Linked DNA regions of Homo sapiens: region 1 is linked to region 2. Evidence: read pairs that join two places in POLR2A ChIA-PET (ENCODE). Cell type or tissue: PC-9. All regions are shown on one strand. Links, peaks and the distances in the headings refer to the core of each region. The heading gives the core; the rest is flanking DNA. Region 1 has its middle 120 kb from the start of RAD23B. Region 2 has its middle 41 kb from the start of RAD23B.

Region 1 (4,399 bases), core at 223-4,222, 77 kb before region 2:
TATCTAACCAGTGACTTCAGCCACCACCCCAGAGTCCTCCTCACTGTCCCATCTCCCAAATCTCTACATTGAAGCAGTCTCTAAGTCTTCTGCATTCTTCCTCCCATGTCTTGAGTCAGTCTTCTCTGTCCCATTACTCTTGCTTCTGCCTCGCAAGAGTACTACATGCCTGCCAGACTACTATCATCCTTGGATTTCTGAAGGGCCTCCTACTTCTCCCCTTCTAATCAAGGCTTCATCTTTCTGCCAGAATTATCTTTCTACCATGCCAATTCAATCCTGTTGGATTAATCCTACAGTTTAAAATCTTTACTGGCTTTCTATTGCAAACAATGTCAAGTCCAAACTCCAGCCTGGCATAAAAGGACTTCCCTCAGCTGGGCTCTGACTACCCCTCCTGCCACCTCTCCAGCTGATCCTCACATCATCTTTTCTCTAGCAGAAATAAATTTCTTTGCTGTTTCCTAAGCATTCTATAGTTGCACATTGTTCTCTCTGCCTCTAATATCCTTTCTCTGACTTGACCTTCCTTTCTGATATACTGTATCCTCTTAGAAGCCTTCCTATTCTTTTCCTCACTCCCACCAGACTGAATTAAATGCAGTCTTTTGTCTTCTCCAAACTTAAGTGGGTTAGCAATTACCTTTACTGTTCTGCAAGAGAGGATGGGCACATGTCTAGTTACTTCTATATCCCCAGGGTGGCACTCTTCCTACAAGGTATACTCTTGGACAAAAATGTTAGCTCCTCTGAGCTGCAAATTCACTTTTGCAAAAATAAATTAGTCCTACCCTCCTCAAATGGCTCTTGTAAAAACAAAATGAACAATGCAAACAAACAAAAACAAACAAAAAATTGCCCAGAATTTAGACCAAAAAAAAAAAAATTCAAATCTTGCTAGTACTTTTGACTCACACATTTCAGCAAGAATTCCCCATCACCATCCAACTATGCTCAAACAGCTTCTCTCCAAGACCTCTTTATTTTCACCAACACCATCCAAATTATTCACACTCTAAACCTGTCTTTTCCCCATTTCTGCCTATATTCATTTGTTGTTCATGGAGACTTGTTGAATTTTTCTTTCATATTTCTAGTAACATCTTCCTGTCCATTTCCAATGCCACCTGTCCTACTTTGAGAACAAATGGACTCAGTCTTGTATTATTCCTTGAAATCTTCACTGGTCATCCTGCTCCCACTTCGCCCAATCCTCTCCGTTCCTCCTGGTTCTTCAAGCTGCACCATGGCCAGAAGCTCCCTGTCTACTCACACAGGAGTGAAATGTGCAGGGGTGTGATGGGAAATAATTGAGTGTCAACTTGATTGGACTGAAGGATGCAAAGTATTATTTCTGGGTGTGTCAGTGAGGGTGTTGTTCAAGGAGGTTAATATTTGTGTCAGTGGACTGGGAAAGGCAGACCCACCTCAACCTGGGTGGGCACAATCTAATCAGCTGCTAGCACAGCCAGAATAAAAGCAGGCAGAAGAATATGGAAAGACTAGACTGGCTGAGTCTTCCAGCCTACATCTTTCTCCAATACTGTATGCTTCCTGCCCTTGAACATTGGACTCCAACTTCTTCAGCTTTTGGACTCTGGGACCTTCAACCACAGACTGATGGCTGCACTGTCAGGTTCCCTACTTTTGAGGTTTTGGGACTCAGACTGGCTTCCTTGCTCCTTAGCTCGTAGACAGCCTATTGTGGGACTTCACCTTGTGATCATGTGAGTCAATACTCCCTAACAAACTCCCCTTTATATATACATCTATCCTATTAGTTCTGTCCCTCTAGAGAACCCTGACTAATAAAATGGGCTAATAAATTGAAAGCAGTCCAACAATCATGACAAAAGAGTGTTGCTTGATGACTTCCTGAAGCTGGAGAGATTCTCTTTTTCCAGGTATCCAGTTCAACATTTGGCCAACGTTGTGCATGAGTTACAGAGAAGTGATGTAAACCAAATTGCATACAACAAAAAGTCAGAGGAAAAGCAAATACAACAGGTGTTTTTCCAACCTTCCAGAATGTTGAGTAAGAATGGATAAAATGTTGTGAGTAATGACAAATTCACTTTTTATTCATATTCCAAAAATCAAATACTAGACCAGGGTGCTCATGCTTAAAAACATTAAGAGCTCTAACCAAGTCAAGCCAGTAACTAGGAATACAGGCACATGCCACCACACCCAGCTAATTTTAAAAAACCTTTTGTAGAGAAGGGGTCTTGCTATGTTGCCCAAGCTGGTCTTAAACTTCTGGCCTTATGTGAACCTATAGTGTAATATGACTACTGAAAAAAAAGTGTGTCTCATGAGCATGGTGTTGCAAACTCAGGAAGTAATTGACCTATTGTGTTCAGCTCCAAGCAGACAATATCTGGAATGTATGGGACCACATTTGAAGAGGAACGTTGGCCAATTGCAAGATAACCTTGAATGAGCAATCAAAATAAAGAAGGGTGAAAATATCAACAATGGAACACATACAGCACCATTTATTTCAAAATTGTAGAGGAAGCCTCAGATGAATCTGTGTTACATCATTATACTAAAGGCCAATTTTCTTCAACATCAGTAAAAAGCAATCATTTGAAAGACAGATAATATGAAGAGTCACTTTGGCTGGCTTAAACTTAGCACCTTGCTCTTGCCTGTAACTCATTGCAATTGCTTCTTCCTTTGGGTAAATAGTCATTCAGTTATTTTTTTTTTAATTTAACTGAAAATGTAAAAAAAAAAAAATCAACCCTGTTGTCAATCAGACTGTAATAAATAATGTTTCTACGCAAACAGAGTCAAAGCCACATTAGAGATAAAAAGTTACCTCTGGGAGATTACTATTATTACTTTTTTTACCAACGACATCCCAGTCCCATTTTGTTCTTCCTGCTTCCTCAACAAGAATTTCTCAGATACCAAGTTGCTGAATTGTCCTCACATTCTAATAACATCTAATACAAAACTGGCTCTTGTTTCTCTAGTTTTTCCCTTACAGTCACCTAGCCTAAACCCAAATCCTTCAATAAGCCCCTCCAATGCCCTCTTGTTGAGAAACCACGTGCTCTTCCTTACTGCAGCAAGATCAATAAACCTACACGTGTTTGACTATAGGTGTGTTCCTCGCAGTCTTTGACTAGTAGGCTTCAATACATCAAATATTTATTGAGCATCTACTATGTGCTAGGTACTGTACTAGGTGATGAGAGAAAGTAAGGAGTTGATTACAGATAAGAAAATGGAGGAATCTGGGACAATTCCAGAGCAACTGATGACAAGAATGGAAAAAAGAAATGAGGAACTAACCCTCATTTCTTGAGCCAACTGTGTACAGGGCAACTAGCCTTCCCTTATCTCCCACTGCAGGTCCCCGCTGGGTAGACACAGACTCTGTACCAAGTGGCACAGAATAGGGGTAGACAGCAGCCCCAGGTGGGAACTGTCTTTTAGACTAGGAGCCCTTGACTTGTGTGGCCTTTATCGAAAAATGATGAGTTAGGCCTATTATATTCCTACGTAGGATGTTGAGCTAAAATTCACATAGGCCAGTTCCAGCTGACAATGAAGTCAAACCGACTACGAAGCATTACCCATCTGTAGAGGGAACTGGGTGGCCATTGTGAACTATCTGCAACTGAAGGAGGAGAAAACAGATCAGCGGACAGTTGAGACTAGAGGTCATGTGCAGAGAGCATCAGAGATGTCTTAAGTGAGGTCATGAAGCCCTCAAGAGATAGAGCAGCCTTTTTGTGCAATGATATTCCCATTCACATATGCATGGGGCCCGAATGAACTTGGGTTCCTGTCTTGAGTCTCATGTGGCCTGTCTTCACAGTTGGTACCCCTTTTGTTGAACTAGCTCTTATTGCCACATTAAGAGCCCTAACCAACTCAGGAAAGAACAAGAGATCTTTTCTTTTTTGGGGGCAGGGTCTCACTCTGTCACCCAGGCTGGAGTTCAGTGGTATAATCATGGCACACTGCACCCTTGAATTCCTGGGCTCAAGTGGCCCTCCCACCTCAGCCTCTCAAGTAGCTAGGACTACAGGCACACGCCACCACACTCAGCTAATTTTTAAACATTTTGTAGAAAAGTGGTCTTGCTATGTTGCCCAGGCTGGTCTCAAACTTCTGGCCTCAAGCAAACCTCCCCTCTCAGTTTCCCAAAGTGCTGGGATTACAGGTGTGAGCCACCACACCCAGCTGAGATTTTTAAACATTACAAGACTAGTAATCTAAAAAAAATAAAGGAGAATGAAGGGAAGTAGAGTTCATACAGCACCCTCTGAGTTTAGCATGGAACCATCCAGGGACCGGAATAGATGATGAAGGCAGGAAGAGGTTGATGGTGGAACTAGTGTCATACTAGATGGTATCAAGCCTCGTTGCTGCCATTGTC
Region 2 (4,399 bases), core at 301-4,300:
CTCCAGCAGGCCTTGGGGATTTGCATTTCTAACAAGTTCCCCAGTGATGCCCATGATGCTGCCCAGAGGAGCTCACTGCTCTAGATCATTGAGTTAATAAAGATTTCACCCCTGGCTGGGCACGGTGGCTCATGCCTGTAATCCCAGCACTTTGTGAGGGGGAGGTGGGTGGATCACCTGATGTCAGGAGTTTGAGACCAGCCTAGTCAACATGGTGAAACCCCATCTGTACTAAAAATACAAAAATTAGCCAGGCATGTTTGTAGGTGCCTGTAATCCTAGATACTTGGGAGGCTGAGGCACGAGAATCGCTTGAACCCTGGAGGCAGAGGTTGCAGTGAGAAGAGATTGCACCACTGCACTCCAGCCTGGGCAACAAGAGAGAAACTCCCTCTCAAAAAAAAAAAAAAAGAAAAAGAAAGATTTCACCCCAGCTCTTCATACTCTGCACGAGTATTCAACACTCTCTCTTTGTCAGGTTATATTAATGGAGCTTGAAATGTCTAACATTCAAGCTAATGTCAGAACATAGACAACTTTAAGTAAACCATAAAAGATTTTAAAGAGACAGTAGAAAATGACTGGCTTACATCAGATATTGGAAAAGTCTGAACCAAACAGAGCATCAGCTCTCTTTCTAAGGAGCATGCCATTCATAGATTCTCATGAATAAGGGTACTTTGCTCACTTCCAGCAACTCCATTTTTTAAAGTTTTCTGTTTTAGCAACTCATAGATGAGTTTTAGCTACCCATGTATGCTGGCAAAGCTGAGTATTATCTTTCCTGGCTATGTATGTAGATGGACCGTGGCATGTAACTTATGGCTTGTTTGTGTAGAAGAGTGATACACAACACCTTCATGAGAAGTGTTTTTCTGCAGAGAGGAAAGGAGCGCTGTGGGATTGAGAGGAATTTACAATGCTTTTAATTAAAAACCAATGTTTTTGTTCTTAAAAAAATTTTTGAAGCAATTCTAGCAAAATGTTGGTATTTGTTAAAACTGACTGGTAAGTACACAGGCATTTATTATACTCTTCTGGATATTTTTCTAAATCTTTGAAATGTTTTATAACTACATATTTTTTAAAGGCCCAAGGCCTACTATTTACTACAAAAAAATAAAAACGACAAAAACACAGGGAGCACAAGCAGATACAGCCCCAGCTCCCACAGGAGTCACTGCCCCCTGAAGGAAGGAAGTAGCCCATAATCAAATAATCATAGATAGGCACATAGTTACAAACTGCGATCAGTTTTACAAAGCTAAGGGCTGGAGTGCTATGAAAGCTTCTAACTCTGGTACCTGACTAGGACTCCAAGTCAAGGAATGCTTCTCAGAAGAAGTGGAAATTCAGCTATGAGCCAAAGGCTACATAGGTGTTTACTAGGACACGTGGGTTAGGGCACAAAAAGAACTATCAAAAGGCCAGGTGAGGCCAGGCACAGTGGCTCACACCTGTAATCCTGCACTTTGGGAGGCTGAGACAGGGGTATCATTTGAGGTCAGGAGTTTGAGACTAGCCTGGCCAACACGGTGAAACCCCGTCTCTGCTAAAAATATTAAAAAATTAGCTGGGCATGGTGATACACACTTGTAATCCCAGCTACTCAGGAGATTGAGCCAGGAGAATCACTTGAACCAGGAGGTGGGGAAAGAAAAGAAAGGAAAAGAAAAGAAAAGAAAGAGAAAGAAAGGAAGGAAGAGAGAGAGAGAGAAAGAGAGAGAGAGGGAGGGAGAGAAGGAGGGAGAGAGGGAGGGAGGGAAGGAAGGAAGGGAAAGAAAGAAAAGAAAAGAAAAGAAAGAAAGGAAAGAAAGAAAAAGAAAGAAGGAAAGAAAGAGAAAGAAAGAAAAGGAAGGAAGGAAGGAAGGAAGGAAGGAAGGAAGGAAGAGAAAGAGAAAGAAAGAAAGGAAGGAAGGAAGGAAGAAAGAAAGAAAGAAAGAAAGAGAAAAAGAAAAGAAAAAAGAAAAGGGAGGGAGGAAGGGAGGGAGGGAGGGAGGAAGGAAGGAAGGGAAAAGACAGAGAAAGAGAGGGAGAAAGAAGGGAGAAAGGGACAGAGAGAGAGAAGGAAAGAAAGAAAATAGAGTGGAACTACAAATGTTAAACCTTGAGTATTAAGGATCTGTTCTATAACCAGTGTCACAATGGCAAACTAACTCTCCAAAATAGGGGGGAAACATGTAATAAATCAGAAGAAAACTATGATTTCAATCTAACCTTGAGTTTATAAATCTCATTCATTCTTTGCTTCCTTATGCGTAGAATGAGGAATCCCTTGCAGGGATAAAACCTTCATTATTTTATGAAATGAAATGAGGTCTTTTATGATCAAGATTTAAATTATGTTCATTAACGGTTATAGCTTTCTAGTTTCATTGTCAGGGCGTGGGGACACAAAACATCTGCCATCTGCTTGCTAGTGGTTGCTGACTCGTAAAATGGCATTTTCCCTCTTCTCTTTACATAATCATCACTGAGACTAGTTAAGTGATTTGACTTTGCCTTTTTAACACCTAGTCTTGAGCCTACTGTGAGGAGTCATCTAATAAGTCAAATATCTGTATAACTACTGTAAGCATTTTTTATATCCAAATTTTTTTTCCTCCAGGACCTAAGATTAATTCTACCATTAAAATTTTAAGTACCTGATTTTCTAGAGCCTCTCTAGGTACTGGCTTACTGTATGCAATTGTCTGAGGTCCTCAGGCATCCCTGGCTTTCTAAAGAAGTTGAAAAGAAAAACATAATAATAATCAGGGCTGATGCTATCTCACTAATCCCAGTTTGGTACACCATAGCTGTTTTCAATAGCTTTTATGCTTCAGGTTATACAGAAAGTAGAATTTTCCAATTACAATTTTTTTTTTAAGACTGCAATGCAAGAGTGGTCCCTTTGACAAAGGAGATTCTTAGGCAGAATCTCCCAGCGTCATTGACAATGGGCCACAATAATTTCTCTTCTAAAATATTCCTACATGATTCGTTTATTGCACTAAATAAAAGTGAATGGTGGCACATGCTCACATGGAATATCATTTGAAATCTCTCCAAGGGCTTCTTATTACTTTAAAAACACCCCATTACAGTAATTTATTGTTACACCTTATTCACTCGTGCTTGCTTCAAGGGCTGTAATTAGAACCTGGAGAGCCATCCAGGGGCACATGGCCATAGGTTGGCCATATTGCTCCAAGAGACTTTCTAAATTTTTATTATGGACATGAATTTTCAAACATACCCCAAATTAGAGAGAATAGCACAATGAACCAACATGTACCCAACACTCAGCTTTGATAATTATCAATTCATGACTTTTCATGATCTCACCACCTTTCCATTCACTCAATCATGTTTTAGATTCCAGAGAGGCTTTCAAAGGAAGTCGTGGAATCTTCTGTGGCAATAACAACCATTCACATTCACTCCCGGAGATGTAGACTTTCTTGTGGCCTTACAGATTGATCACAGCCATCAAAGGAGGAATGAACACGTTTCCTGAGGCACTCTATTTACATACTCAGGGTTTTTCATCAATCATGTAAAAGAGAGTTACATTTTCAGGTCAAAGTGACTCATCAAGCCAGAGGGGTGAGTCATGGAAGACATATGACGCTTTCCAGTTTAACCTGCTGTGCGACTATGAACACCTGTAACAGTCATCTTGCCATAAATCTCTCCCTGACCTTTCTGTGACAAGAGAAACTGCTACCAAATCCTGAATCCTACCTGTATAGTAAGAAATGATTTCAGTGTTTATTGCAGAAATCTTCTATTTGGAGAATTTAAATTTAAATCAAATTCAGAGGCAAATTCATATCTTACTTTAGAAGTAAAGCAAATCATTGGAAAAAGCACTGGGGGAGAGAGATTGAGATAGAGAAAGAGAGAGATTCTCTTTCAATCAGCAATTCTGTGTCTATTAGTTTTTCTTGAAATAAGCAAGTCTTGAAAGATGTATGTACTGGGTGTTTATTGCAGTAGATTGAATATTACGAAAATATTGAAAATTATCCAAAAATCTAAGGCTATGAAACTTAATTATGGAATATTCATACAATGAAATATTATGAAGTCTTGAAGAATGATAGGAAATTGTGATATATTGTTTTAAAAGTTGTATCTTCAATAAATAGTGAAAAGAGGAAGATATCAGAAAAACCTACAGATTAAAAGAGACTTATGAAACTTTTTTTTTAATGGGGGAGACAAGTTCTCACTCTGTTGCCCAGGCTGGAGTGCATAGTGTGATCATGGCTTACTGCAGCCTCAACTTCCTGATCTCAAGTGATCCTCCTGCCTCAGCCTCCCAAGCAGCTGGGACTATAGGTGCACACTACCATGTCCAGCCAGGAAACATATTAACCAGTTGCAATGTACTGCATTGCCCTCATAAGTCTAA

The links. ChIA-PET counts read pairs that join two places held together with the same protein. Peaks named below come from ENCODE experiments on the same cell type or tissue, not always from the same donor. Only the 100,000 strongest peaks of a DNase experiment are listed, where the experiment ranks them.
Region 1: POLR2A ChIA-PET joins it to region 2 with 10 read pairs; 2 of 35 experiments call an interaction of 5 or more read pairs at or near these places.

The regions. Positions count from the first base shown.
Region 1 is chr9:107,163,219-107,167,617 of GRCh38, forward strand. No RefSeq gene overlaps it. Among named protein-coding and RNA genes, the nearest start is that of RAD23B, 120 kb to the right of the region's middle. In PC-9, for the core only: no CTCF peak of the experiment used is centred there; no DNase peak of the experiment used is centred there.
Region 2 is chr9:107,240,421-107,244,819 of GRCh38, forward strand. No RefSeq gene overlaps it. Among named protein-coding and RNA genes, the nearest start is that of RAD23B, 41 kb to the right of the region's middle. RefSeq lists an enhancer at 3,104-4,303. In PC-9, for the core only: no CTCF peak of the experiment used is centred there; DNase peaks (open chromatin) are centred at 2,471 and 3,531; H3K4me3 peaks cover 865 bases; H3K27ac peaks cover 2,684 bases.